Linked DNA regions of Homo sapiens: all the other regions are linked to region 3. The links are chromatin contacts, found by Hi-C or POLR2A ChIA-PET in ENCODE. All regions are on one chromosome and are shown on one strand. The core of a region is the stretch at or near the end of the contact, and the rest is flanking DNA. Distances in the headings are between cores, read along the strand shown.

The links. Hi-C counts contacts between places; a loop is a spot of excess contacts on that map. ChIA-PET counts read pairs that join two places held with the same protein, here RNA polymerase II (POLR2A). Pooled maps may share reads with other maps.
Region 1: a pooled map shows a loop between it and region 3 (3-fold over the local background). The contact joins two enhancer-like sites. A Hi-C loop is called at or near these places in 1 of 168 maps with a recorded cell type or tissue (naive thymus-derived CD4-positive, alpha-beta T cell), 1 of 37 single-sample maps with no recorded cell type and 5 of 50 pooled maps. POLR2A ChIA-PET finds 5 or more read pairs at or near these places in 7 of 52 experiments (Caco-2, K562, activated CD4-positive, alpha-beta T cell and 4 more).
Region 2: a loop to region 3 is called in a map of right lobe of liver, with 2.5 times the contacts of the local background. The contact joins two enhancer-like sites. A Hi-C loop is called at or near these places in 2 of 168 maps with a recorded cell type or tissue (ovary and right lobe of liver) and 1 of 50 pooled maps. POLR2A ChIA-PET finds 5 or more read pairs at or near these places in 3 of 52 experiments (T-cell, activated naive CD4-positive, alpha-beta T cell and activated naive CD8-positive, alpha-beta T cell).

The regions. Positions count from the first base shown.
Region 1 is chr3:187,993,003-187,997,129 of GRCh38, reverse strand. It overlaps LOC107986166 (a long non-coding RNA gene), which reads left to right. Exons shown (of 5, transcript XR_001741061.2): 5 at 1-2,857. Among named protein-coding and RNA genes, the nearest start is that of LINC01991, 19 kb to the right of the region's middle. Within about 2 kb of position 2,874, at least 2 of the 41 ENCODE cell types and tissues checked have a DNase peak (open chromatin) inside an H3K27ac peak, as active enhancers do.
Region 2 is chr3:187,952,429-187,956,462 of GRCh38, reverse strand. No RefSeq gene overlaps it. Among named protein-coding and RNA genes, the nearest start is that of LINC01991, 22 kb to the left of the region's middle. Within about 2 kb of position 1,309, at least 14 of the 41 ENCODE cell types and tissues checked have a DNase peak (open chromatin) inside an H3K27ac peak, as active enhancers do.
Region 3 is chr3:187,798,899-187,802,920 of GRCh38, reverse strand. No RefSeq gene overlaps it. Among named protein-coding and RNA genes, the nearest start is that of BCL6, 55 kb to the right of the region's middle. Within about 2 kb of position 2,765, at least 3 of the 41 ENCODE cell types and tissues checked have a DNase peak (open chromatin) inside an H3K27ac peak, as active enhancers do.

The DNA of each region.
Region 1 (4,127 bases), core at 1,625-4,124, 190 kb before region 3:
TATCTAATCCTTCCAAAGACTCCACAAAGTAAGTGTTCTTTTCAATTTACAGGTAAGGAAACAGGAACACCAGCTACAACCCTCATCTTCATGGCTTTTGGCCCTTGCTCAGTTAGTAGAGTACAGCCTGAGGAATCTTGGTTTTGCAAGGTGTTAGAACTGAAAGGGATATTAGAGCTCATGTCTACCTTTTGAGGATAATGGTGAAAAGAGATCCAAAGCCAGAAATGTAAATTAATTTGCCCAGGGACACAGAGCAGAGCTGACACATCCACTCAGGCCTCTGGTCCTGCATGTGGACCAGTCTTTTCTTCTCCATGTAACAGCAGGAGAGCAAAGAGATTAAAATGCCATCTGGGGTGGATGGAACAAATGTCAAGGCCTGCCCTGGCTCTCTCTCTAAGCAATGATTACCACAGACATGGCGGTTTTCAAAGGGCTTCTCACTTAATCTGCTCACCATTCCTTAAAAACGAGGAAAGGGGAACCTTTGAAGTTATGGAAGATAAAGTGACTTGCCAATGTACAATGATAAAAATGTGCATCTATGTCTATAAAATATGTTAAGCTCTTTAGAAGAAAGGTGAAGGAAGAGAGCAAATTGTTTTGGCATTTTCTTATTTCCATCATCTTGTGATCTAAGTTGTCTGACACTGCTAAATCATCCTTTCAAAATAGTGACACTTGTTTCTCTCCCTCTTTGATTTTTCTCCAAACTGCTTGGGGTTCCAGAGGACAGCTCTTCTAGAAATGTCCCTGTCTTATCTCACAAGGCCTGCAGGAAGTGTATAGTCTACAATCCCAGCCATGACATAAACACCAGTCTTTCTGAACCACATGCAGCATTGCCCAGCTCTGGCATATCGGAAATGAGAAATGGCTATATGTTCTGGGGTATGACTGCAGCACTGTGTGCAGGGTGCTTACCAAGCATTAGGGCCGAAAGGGGTTGAAGACTCCTTCAAACTCTTGTTTTCTGAATCAATTTTTACCTGTTTTTCTTCTGACCCGTCCTGATAAATTTTCAGATAGCAAACCTTTTGGTATAGTGACAGTCAAAGTCATTTGCAAAGCATAGAATAAGTGGTTTAGATGCTTAGGTATATTTTTCACTTTGAATGTTCATTCTGAGCCAGTTTTGTTTATGTATTAAAATAATAAAATAAAGGATTAAAGCCATGTTTCTAAGTTGAATGAAAAATAAGATCTATGCATATTTAAGGGTGTCTCCAAGCTACCCTTAGTCATGCTCCCTACACTTCAGCCACTGGATGCCTTGCTGACTCCTGAATAAAGCATGTTAATTCCCACTTAAAATACTGCTAATAACTTCTTCAGTTTGATATCAGTGCTTTACACTCTTACCATAAAGAATTCTAAGCTGGGCATTTCCTGAATTGAGTTAAACCTATCATGTTCATGATCTCACTTATCCCTCAAAGGGACTTATAAAATAGATAGGGAAGAAATGTTTACTTCCATCTTGCAGATGAAGATACTGAGGCTCAGATGAAATGGCCACCAGCTCAGGGTCACATGATATTCTAGATAGAAGAACAATGGGTCTCCTGAATTCCAGTCTAGAATTCCTTTCTCTATATTGCTGGGATTCGTGCTTAACTCTCCCAGATTTGGATTGTATGTTTGGTCACTGATACTTCCTGTCAACATAAGTGAAAGCACCTGGTTGCTTCTTGCAGGGGTAATGACCACATAACCCCTGCATCCCTGCACTTCCCCACCTTGATTCATGCTGTTCCCTCTGCTGGGAATTCTCTCTTCTCTCCTCTGAATGGTCAACTCCTCCTAATTCAATTTTAGGCCAACTGAAATCACACCTACTCTTTGATTAATTTTCTTTTGTGTGTTGCCATAGTGCTGTGCATGCTTCTGTTACAGCACATCAGTGGGCACCAAGCTGTAGCCAGGTGTCTCTCATGAAGTCACAGAAGGGAGGGAATTCAGTGACAAGCTAGAGGAAATGCTTGTTGAGATCCAGGAACAGTCTTTGTTTTTATATTTTTATCACTTACCACAGTGCCTGGAATATAGTAGATATTTTTTGACTAAAAGTTGCTCAGGGCCTGAAAATTAGGCTGCTCCTGAAAAGAAATGAGATGGCAGACAAGGAGTTATATAATAAAAATGGAAACTAGGATCTTAGGCTTCAGGTTTCAGAGTGGATGTCTTGAGGCATTGGATAACTTCCTACAGTTCTGTGAATCATGAGATGGTTATGAACTCTTTGGAGCTGAAGGGACTCTTCGATCCTTTTTGTAAGATGGGTCTACCGGCATTTCCTGTTCTGAGAGAGCATGAGGTCCCTCAACTAATGCCTTGAGAATTGAATGTTGGTTTGCCACTTACTGTTGCCTTAGCCCCGATTTTTCCTTTAACAAAGTGTCAAAAAGAACTTTAGATGGAGAAAATGAATTGAGTGAGGGAAAAAGTCCATGAGTCCCAGAACAACCTCCAGTTTGGTAATGATTTATCCTATTCTATTGTTAATTTTGCAATTAAGCAAGAGTACTTTACATGCCTGAATGACCCATGGATTGTATCTTAATCAAATTAATGTGTCTGCAACATAAGACTGATTCAGTCTTCAACTATTAGAATGACAAATGATGCAAAAACCTCAATTTTTTTTCTCTCCTTTCTCTCTCTTCTCCCCACAAAACCCTCTATCATGAAAGGTCAACTGACTGAAAGTCTGTTGCTTTGATGGCTAACATGAGATCCTATTGGTTAAAAAGTAAGAAGGCTGGCTACCGCCCCTCACTCCACTTCAAACCAACTGTATGTGTATGTGTGACTGACTATGTTTGTAAGTTTGGATTAAAAAAATTGTGGTTAATTCTTCTTGTTGTGTACTTCCTGCCACTGACATTTGTTGCTGTTGCTGTGTAGTGAGGTTGAGGCTGGGTGGGAGAATCAGATACAAATGACCTATATATTTATTCCCCAATTTTGACTACCCCTCTCAACCACTATTCTTGGAAAACCTGGAAAGTAGAAAACGATGGCCAGGAATGCCAGCTAGAAATTGCATTGCCCTGAACCAACCCCCATGACTTTGGGTCATCTTAGTTGATAAGACATTTGAAAAAATATGACTCTGCTTAATAAAATGGCATACTGTTTTTTTAGATTATAAATCACAAGTAATGATTTTTTTTAGAAACAGGCCTTTGTGGTTTGAGTTATGGTAACTGGGATTTAAACCTCCCTAGACTCTATTCAATCATCTTTTACAGTAACTTCAGTAAATAGTCTCTCACCCTTGTCCAATCCATTTCCACAATTAGTGGGATACATTTTTTAAAATGTTAATTAGATCACAACTCTTCCCTGTTTAAAACTCTTTGATGGGCCGGGCTCAGTGGCTCATGTGTATAATCCCAGCACTTTGGGAGGCCGAGGTGGGTGGATCACAAGATCAAGAGATCGAGACCATCCTGGCCAACATGGTGAAACCCCGTCTCTACTAAAAATACAAAAAAATAAAAAATAAATAAAAAATTAGCCAGGTGTGGTGGCTGGCGCCTGTAGTCCCAGCTACTTGGGAGGCTGAGGCAGAAGAATCACTTGAACCTGGGAGGCGGAGGTTGCAGTGAGCCGAGATAGCACCACTGCACTCCAGCCTGGTGACAAGAGCGAAACTCCTTCTCAAAAAAACAAAACAAACAAACAAACAAACAAAAACTCTTCCATGGCTTCTCACTGTACTTAGAATCAAGTTCAAAGTTCTTGCCATGGCTTAGAAGGTCACATAGTCTGCCCTTGCCTTTCCCCTTGACCCCCTCTTTTGTCCTTCCTCTTCTATACTGGCCACCCACTTTCCAGTCTTGGGGCCTTCAGGCTGGTCTTGATGCCTGCTTGCCTCTCGCTTTTTTTTTCTGGCTCACAGCATAAGGATCACTCCTTCAGAAAGGACGGATCGGACCCACCATGTAGGTTATGCCATCCCTTCTGTTATGTTTCTTTACACTATCGTATACTTTTTCTCTCATCACAAATCATAATTTGTGATTTTAGATATATTTCTGTGCTTATTTTTTATTTTATGACTGTTCGCTCAGTAGCCAATAAGCTTTATGCCTGCTTTGTTTGCCTTGGTATCCAGT
Region 2 (4,034 bases), core at 60-2,559, 150 kb before region 3:
CGCTTGAACCCGGGAGGTGGAGGTTGCAGTGAGCCGAGATCATGCCACTGCACTCCAACCTGAGTGACAGAGCGAGACTCCATCTCAAAAAACAAAAAGCAAAAAACAAACAAACAAAAAAGTTAAGGTCCAGAGGTTTAAAAAGTGCATTAGACATTGTGGGAAATTCACATAGCTTCACCATGCTGACATGGTGGAAATAATGTTAGGGAGATATTATGGAGTCATACTGTGGAGGGCCTTAAAAGACAAGCAGAGTCATTGGAATTTTATCCTATGGGCATTTAGGAGTTGCTGAAAGTTTGTGAATGGGAGAGCAGGCGAAGAAGAATGGTATTCTAGAAAACTCTTTTTAGCTGGGTATGCAAGATGGAAAATAACGGGAGTAGCTGGCAGAAGAAAGATTATAAGGAACACTGAACGTGGAGTCAAGAGGCTGACTATAATTTCTAACCTTGATTAGGTTAGTCCCAGATATAAGCATAAACATATATGATTATCTCCTCTCTAATATGCAAACCTGTGTGGCCTACCCTTCAGGAGGTCCTGAACATCCCCTGAATTGAGGGAGGTTAGAGTGCTTTGTAAACTCTGAAACTACAGAACAAACATGGGAGATAGTGATGCAGCCTGGCAGATGCATTGAAAACATGGGCAGGTTGGTGCCTTGGGGATGGGTGGTTGGAGGGAAGGTTGAGTGAATGCCAGCTCTCCATTTAGGAAGTATCTTTCCTCTGGAGGAGTATCCCCTTTCCTTCCTGGAAACTTCTGTGTCACCTGGCACAGACTGGGGGCTAGTGGAAGATGGAGGCATGTCAAGCTGGTAGTCAAGAGTCAAAGACAAGAAATCCCTGAGGTCTCTAGTAACTTCCTCAAGGGGAATAAAAAAAAAAAAATGACAAAGCTAGCCCTTTAACCCCAAGCTTGAAATCAAAATAAACAGTTGGGTTACTGTTTTGCAGAGTTGCTGAGTAATTGTAAAGGGCAAAGAAGAGTCAGTTTTCACAAGAAGATTGCTCAATGGAAAGGTTTTGCCAGTGGAGGTGTCTGGGAAGGTACAAGCAGAAGCCGGCTTAGTTATTGTAAGGAGCTGCTCATTGGAAGACAAGCCTTGGCCTCATGGAGAAAAAGGGTTAACATGAAACAGTGGGAAGCAAACTGCTGAACTGGGACTAGGTTAGGAGGGTTAAGAGAGAAGCATCTGGGCTTTCAGCCACCCTTGGGCTTCTAGTGGAAGCATTTCACAATCTCCTTTCTTCACGGGTTATGTCCTTAAATTGAACAGCCAGTGGGGGCATCTTGGGGTAGTGGAAAGTGTGTTGCAGGCCTGGCTTCAGCACTGCCTGGTGGTGTGACCCTTCCTCTCTGGGCCAGGGTTAGACTAGATGGGATGATCCCTGGGGCTCCTTTCAGATCTAGACCCCTAGGAGGTGTGGGGCAGGCGCAGCCTGTTTTATCAGATTTAAATTCAGAAAGGACAGCTACTGTAAATGACCAGGCTTTAGTGCTGGCAGTGACAGCTACATAAGGAATTTCAAATAAGGTCATCTTAAAGCAAAAGCAACTGCGTGCTTGCTGACCAAGGCTTGTGGATCAGATGAATCAGAAAGCTGGGACCCTTCTGAGTTCATGCTTACCAATCTGTGGGGTTCAGTGTAACTAGATGATACTTTCCCTAATCAACATCATGTATGGGGCAGCAAGTTCCCTTTGAACTTTAGAGAACATAAGCCACAGATGATTTCCCTCCCACTTCCATTTTCCCTTCTCAAGTCTTAGAAAATAAGATCTCTTCCCTTCCCCTTTCCCCCATTTCCCAAGCAGGTTCTCAGTGATAAATGTGCCACTTTCTCTCTTGCACTCACTTGCCCTTGTCCTTTCTGGTGAAAAGAACTTTACCGGTCCAGGCTTTGGGAAGTAGGGTGTCGGGGCATGAAGACAAAGTTCACAAAGCTCGACCAGCTGGTTCCTCTGGTGGCCCAGACTGGGCTGGGTTGTGTTGTGTGTCCACACAGGCAGAGAGGTACCACAGTGAGGTACTCTTTTATTTCTGAAGGGAAACCCTATTCTTCCAGAACAGTTCACAATCACCATTGACATTTTCTGGCCCTGCCTGCAGAATCCAGAGAAACATCCACATGAAATAAAGCTTTACCAAGTGCCAGGATTCAGTTTTAGATGAGGCAAATGACCCACAGGCAGATAAAGAAGGAGACAGGATAAGTGGAGAAGTCACTGTGATACCCTGTAGCATATGGGGATGGCCCTACAAGTATAGGGTGACTTCAAAAGAAGGAGGAATCACACTCAGATTGAAGATCAGAGAAGGCTTCATGGAAGAGATGACATGAGCTAGACCAATTATCAATGACAATTATCAATGTCATTATTATTTTGATGATTATGATTAAAGCTAACTTTTGTTGTTCTCTCACTATGTTTGAGGTACTGTGCTATGCCCTTGTATATTATCTCAGTTCCTCTTCATGGAAATCCTCCCCTGTTAGATAGCATCATTTTGTAGATGAGGAAATTGAGGCTCAGAGGTGATAAATTGCTTTTCCAAGGCCACCCAGAGAGTAAATGATTAGAGCCTGTGATTTCCATAGAGGTATGGATGTGAGATATTCTTAGTGGAGGGTAAGAATGACTGATTAGAGTGGGTACATCATAATTTTGATTGGGTAGGGAATCTGTGGGAGTTAAAGCCAGTGGGACTTGAAGACCAGTGAGAAGTTCAACTTTGTCTGCAGACTGCAAGGAGCCTGGCAGCTTTTGAGGAGGACAGTGACATAATGAGAAGATGGCTTTTGAGATGCTAATTTAGCCTGGAGTGCAAATGGACTCCAGGGAGGACTGACGGCGAGGGGATGGACTCAGAACTGGAGTCCAATCTTCTGAGAGGTGATGAGGGGTTGAGCTAATGGTGCCAGGCAGGAAGGAGAGTTAGAGAAGCAACCTTAGTCTGAGCAGTTGTCCGTCCATGCCCTTGCTTCCAGCACCAAAGGCACAGCAAGTAGAAAAGAAAGTAAATAAAGACAGTCTGCATGCTGGTGAGGTTCCACAGGTTTCTCGGGAGCTTGCCTGTCACTCATGTCTGATGTCAGGTGCTGGTAAGGTGGCTGCCAGTCTTTCCTCACCTTCAGGTGCAGGGCAATGCACCCTCTGAATTAGACCACTTTACCAGTCCAATTTGTATGTTTTCTCCATCACTCTTGTCTCCCCACTCCCAAAACCCCAAAGAAGTGGAATCAAATGAATCAGAGTTGTTTTCTTTTTGTTTTTCAAGTGGAATCAAGGTCTGAAGGAGAATACCTGGGCGGAACCAAAGATGGGATGCTCTGAATCATTAGTCACCTTCAGGGCATCAAACAAGAGGTGAATCAGAGAGACAGGGAGAAGGGCAAGAAGTAATGAGCTCCTGGCGCACTTGTGAATTTCAGAGGCCCCATGTAGACCGCTAGTGGGCAGATGCTCTGCTTCCAAGCTCCTGAGGTTCCTCCTGCAATGAATGTGGCTAAGGCCAAGGAAACACTAAAAATTGCAGTGGTTTTTGACTCAGCCAGGAGAGTTTAGTCACGTGTAGTTGTACTCTTCCTTGGTGCTTCCAAAGGGCTGCTTTGACATCTCAGAGAGCAGTACAGAGTGGCATTTCCAGGCCTGCCATCACCAGGACAGTGAAAGAAAGGGGTCCTAAGGACTATTTAATCCAATATGTGAATACCTAGAGTAGGCATGTAACTGAGACTCAGTCTCCCGCCTTCTTATTTTATTGATTTTACAAACATATAGTGCTCGTTATGTGCCAGGCATGTTCTATGCACTTTATAAGTTATGAATTCGTTTAATTCTCATAATAATCCTATAAGGCAAGTGCCTTTGCCCTATTTACAGATGGGGAAATTGAGGCACATAGACATAAAGTAACTTGGCCTAGGCCTTACAGTACTAGGTTGTGAGGCCTACCAAGATGTGAATCCAAGCAGTTTGGTTACAAAATCCAAACCCTCAACACTTACGCTCTGTTACTCTTT
Region 3 (4,022 bases), core at 1,516-4,015:
TCCAAACTGTTCCACCCACCAAGATGCTGAGTCTTGGATAGGAGACAGCATATATGGAGTTAGCTTTGACTGGAGCCAGAGAGTGGTGAGTGCTTTCAAAGATGTCATGATGCAATATGACTATCAGGTGGGAGAAGCAGGGAATACCTTTAAAAGATAGCATGGGATATAATGACTCTCTGATGGGAGAAACACGGAGGAAACTTTCCTTCCTTTACACTTTCTGCATTCTTCACCTTGCTTCTCTCCATGTCCTTCGTCACACTCTGCAATAAGTTATGTCCTTGTCTTGGACCTTTCTTACCTACTACGGCCCAGGTGAGTATGCAATGTGATAGAGATACCAGCAAAATGCTATGGGGCTTAGAGGAAGCCGAGATTAACTCCACTCTGGAGGCAGAATTCTTTGGGGAGGTAGCGTTTGAACAGACTTCGAGGGACAGATGGCATTTAGATAGCAGAAAGCAAAAGAAGAGTGAGCTGAAAGAAAGAGGAGGGCAAAGGGAAGTGGGTTGCTGTGCAGTGATGCACTTTTCTGAACTTCAGATTCTATAGCTGCAATGTGAAGTTGATAGCACCACTGGCCCCAGAGGTTGCTGTGAGGATCAAGCGGTGCACCCAATAGCACAGCTAATATTTACTTCACACCCACTGGGTGCCCACAGTCACATAGCTAGCAGGAGCAGGGCCAGGAGATACATCCAGGGCTCAGAAGGAAAGCCGTTGATTGCTATAGTATAGTACCCTCAAAGGATGAAAAAGTCGTCCATAAACCACTTTTACAAGTGTAAATTATACTACTCCTTCTAACTTAAACCTGACACTTGGACCCTAGAGTTTTCTTATCTAAAATTCTAGTTTGTTTCTGAGCTTCCTGGATAGTCAGTAGCCTGCTGACCTGGTATCTAGTCTGATTTCCAGGCTGTTACTCTAGATGTGAACACTCTCAGAACTCAAGAGTGGGTTTCAAACTGGAGGACCCAGCCTGATTTGGCCTGGCTTGAGGCATTGGGAGGGCCACTCACCCTAGGTCTGACTGTGACCAGAGCTCCTTGACTTCCTCTCTGAGGAAACCACCAGCATTCAGAAGCCCCTCTTAGTTCTAAAGTTCTCAGCTGCTGAAGACATGAGCCACTTAGATGTCTTCCAGGTTGATGGCCTTGCTGAAGAGAGGCAGCAGCGGGCCAATATACTTCCAGGTATGTGGAAAGCCAAATAAAACAGTCTTGCCTTTGCTTAACACCATGATGCCTTCTTTAGAGGAGACTCATTCTTACTGGAGAAATGCAAGTTAACTCATAGCCCAGGGGAATCAAGTCTTGCAGCTGGTGTCATGGTCGTATTCCCTGAGAATGTTCTCCCTTGTTTGTTTTGAATACTGCTGTGGTGGCATCTGCGATGTCACCATCACCACGACTGACAGAAAAATTATCCTGGAATAAAAGTTCCTTTTCTTTGGTCTCTCAGGAAAAAGAAAAATCTTCAGAGCGATACCACATGTTTGTTCTGTGCCTTTTAGCTTACAGTGTCTTTCACGTAAATTACTTTTGGTCTCCTAACAACCTTGTGGTGATGTGTGTGTGCAAGAGGGGATATGGCACAAAGAAGGCTCATGGAGGAGAGGAATTACTTCCTCTGGATTCATGGGGTCCCTGAGGCTCAGAGAGGTCAAGCAACATGATGAAGTTCACACAGGCCGTCAAAGATAATGCAGGAACTCAGATGGTGGTTTCCTGCCTCCAGACTTCATGCACTTCTAACTTTCTTGAGCGCCCAGGGACACCACATCTTTAGGTCAACAGAAATGGAGGGAGCCTCTTTGTTTGGTTACTATACCTTCTGAAGTCCAGTCTCAGCTACATTCTTTTAAGGAATCCATCAATTTTAGTTGAAAATGCAACAGAGGTGCTGTTTCTCAACTGGGGGCAATTTTGCCCCTGGTGGACATTTAACAATGTCTGGAGACATTTTGTGTTGTCACAACTGGACAGAAGGGAGTGGGTGTCCCTAGTATTTAGTGACTAAAGGTTAGAGATTTTACAAAACATCCTACAATGCACAAGGCAGCCACCACCCCCACCCCCAATAACAAAGAATTATTCAGGCCAAAATGTCTAGAGTGCCAAGGTGGGGAAACTGTGTTGGAGGAAAAACAAAAAACAAAACAAAACAAAAACCCTACCTCCAATTCCCAGATCACCATGCACTTAGAAAGCTTTTCATAATGTCTCATTTCTAAAACCGACTATAGATGTTTTGCAAGCATATTTTTCTCCTATCATAAGGAGGATCTGCTAAATATGTCATAGCTGGAAGGGGAAACTGAGGCCCAGAGAAAAGAGGTGACTGTTCAAGGTCACCCAGCTAATAAATGATGGAGAAAGAACAGGCCCATTCTCCTGCCCTAAGGAGAATGCATTTTCTACTTCATCATGCTAAGCTTTGAGCCATTTTCTGACTCACTGATTCAATAAATGTTGTGATCTGAATATGCTCACTGACACAGACTTGCTTACAGCTTATTCTCACACAAAAATGAGGAGATGTGAAAAAAAAAAATACGAAGACATGTGAAAAAACCCAATGCAATGTGAGAAGAACCTCGTTGATTCTGCCTCAGTTCCCTTGATGTCTTTAGACCCACACCCACGACACAGCTAGCTGCTGGACAGAGGGGCTTTTAGTCTCTTTTTGAAGAGATAAAAGGTAAAAGCTCTCTACTGGAAATGAAACTGACGTCATTGAAGCCCTCAAGTTTCCTTGCAGAAGGCACATTACTGAAAATATCTAAGTTTCTTGGAACTTCAATCTTTTTCTTTTTTTTCTTATTTGATTTTCATAGCTTGTTCTGTTGGTTTAATGTTTGTTTTTCACTCAGCCAGTCAGTGAAACTGGGTTGGTCAGTGAACTTTCTAGGGACTGGAGGTTTCACTTTCAGGGTCTAAAAGTTTTGGTTTGGGCTTTTAAAGCCTTCATTAAGACAATTAGGGTTTAGCATTCCAGGCCAAGAGTGAATTTAAAAGATATGCATGCAAGAATTGCTTAGATAGTATTTATTGAATAGGTTAATTTTGACAAAATATTTATCCAACATGTGCTCTGTATTAGGCTCTGCCATAGGCAACAGAGAAACAGCCCTGAGCAAGACCCAGATGCTTTCTTCCCTCTATTGCTGACAGTCTGACTGGGGAAATTAATCAGTAAATAGTTCTCATCTACCCCTTAAAAAAAAATCCCTTACACTCTATGGAAGACTGAGCTCAAATTTTATTCTCTTACTAGAATATCCTTACCTTTTTTTCTTGGTCAAATTCCTATTCAGTTTTTGGGGATAAAAGCAAACGCCAACTCTCAAAAAAAAAACCTTTAGAAATCTCCCTAGGTAATCAGAAAATGCTTGTTCAGTACATCTTCAACCTCTTCTCCAAATGGTTACAAAACCATTCAGCATGCATTGTGGCCCCTTGTGGGAAAGTGGTGTAGGCTGTTCATTAAGAGGCACCCTTGTTTAAAACTAGATTGTATCACCTGCTGGTGCCTTGAGTAGTTTACTTAGACTCTCTGAGCCCAGTTTCATCATCCGTTGTGAGGATGAAGTATCGCACAGCCTGTGCAGTACCTGGCATATGGCAATTGCTCAGTACAGAGTTAGCCTAAGTGTCAGGCACTAAGCTCTCTGTGCTGCAGAGGATCCAAAAATTCAAGTGACATGGGCACTTCTCCCACAGAGCTCATAATATAGCAAGTAGAAACGTTCACAAAACCTCTGCAAAAGATAGACCACGACATGTTGAGAGGTGACAGCGCGCTGGCAGCCCTCACAGCCCTCGCTCACTCTCGGCGCCTCCTCTGCCTGGGCTCCCACTTTGGCGGCACTTGAGGAGCCCTTTAGCCCGCCACTGCACTGTGGGAGACCCTTTCTGGGCTGGCCAAGGCCAGAGCTGGCTCCCTCAACTTGCAGGGAGGTGTGGAGGGAGAATGTTAGAACATTTATTATAAAAAGTATTGAGGAGCAGATGAAC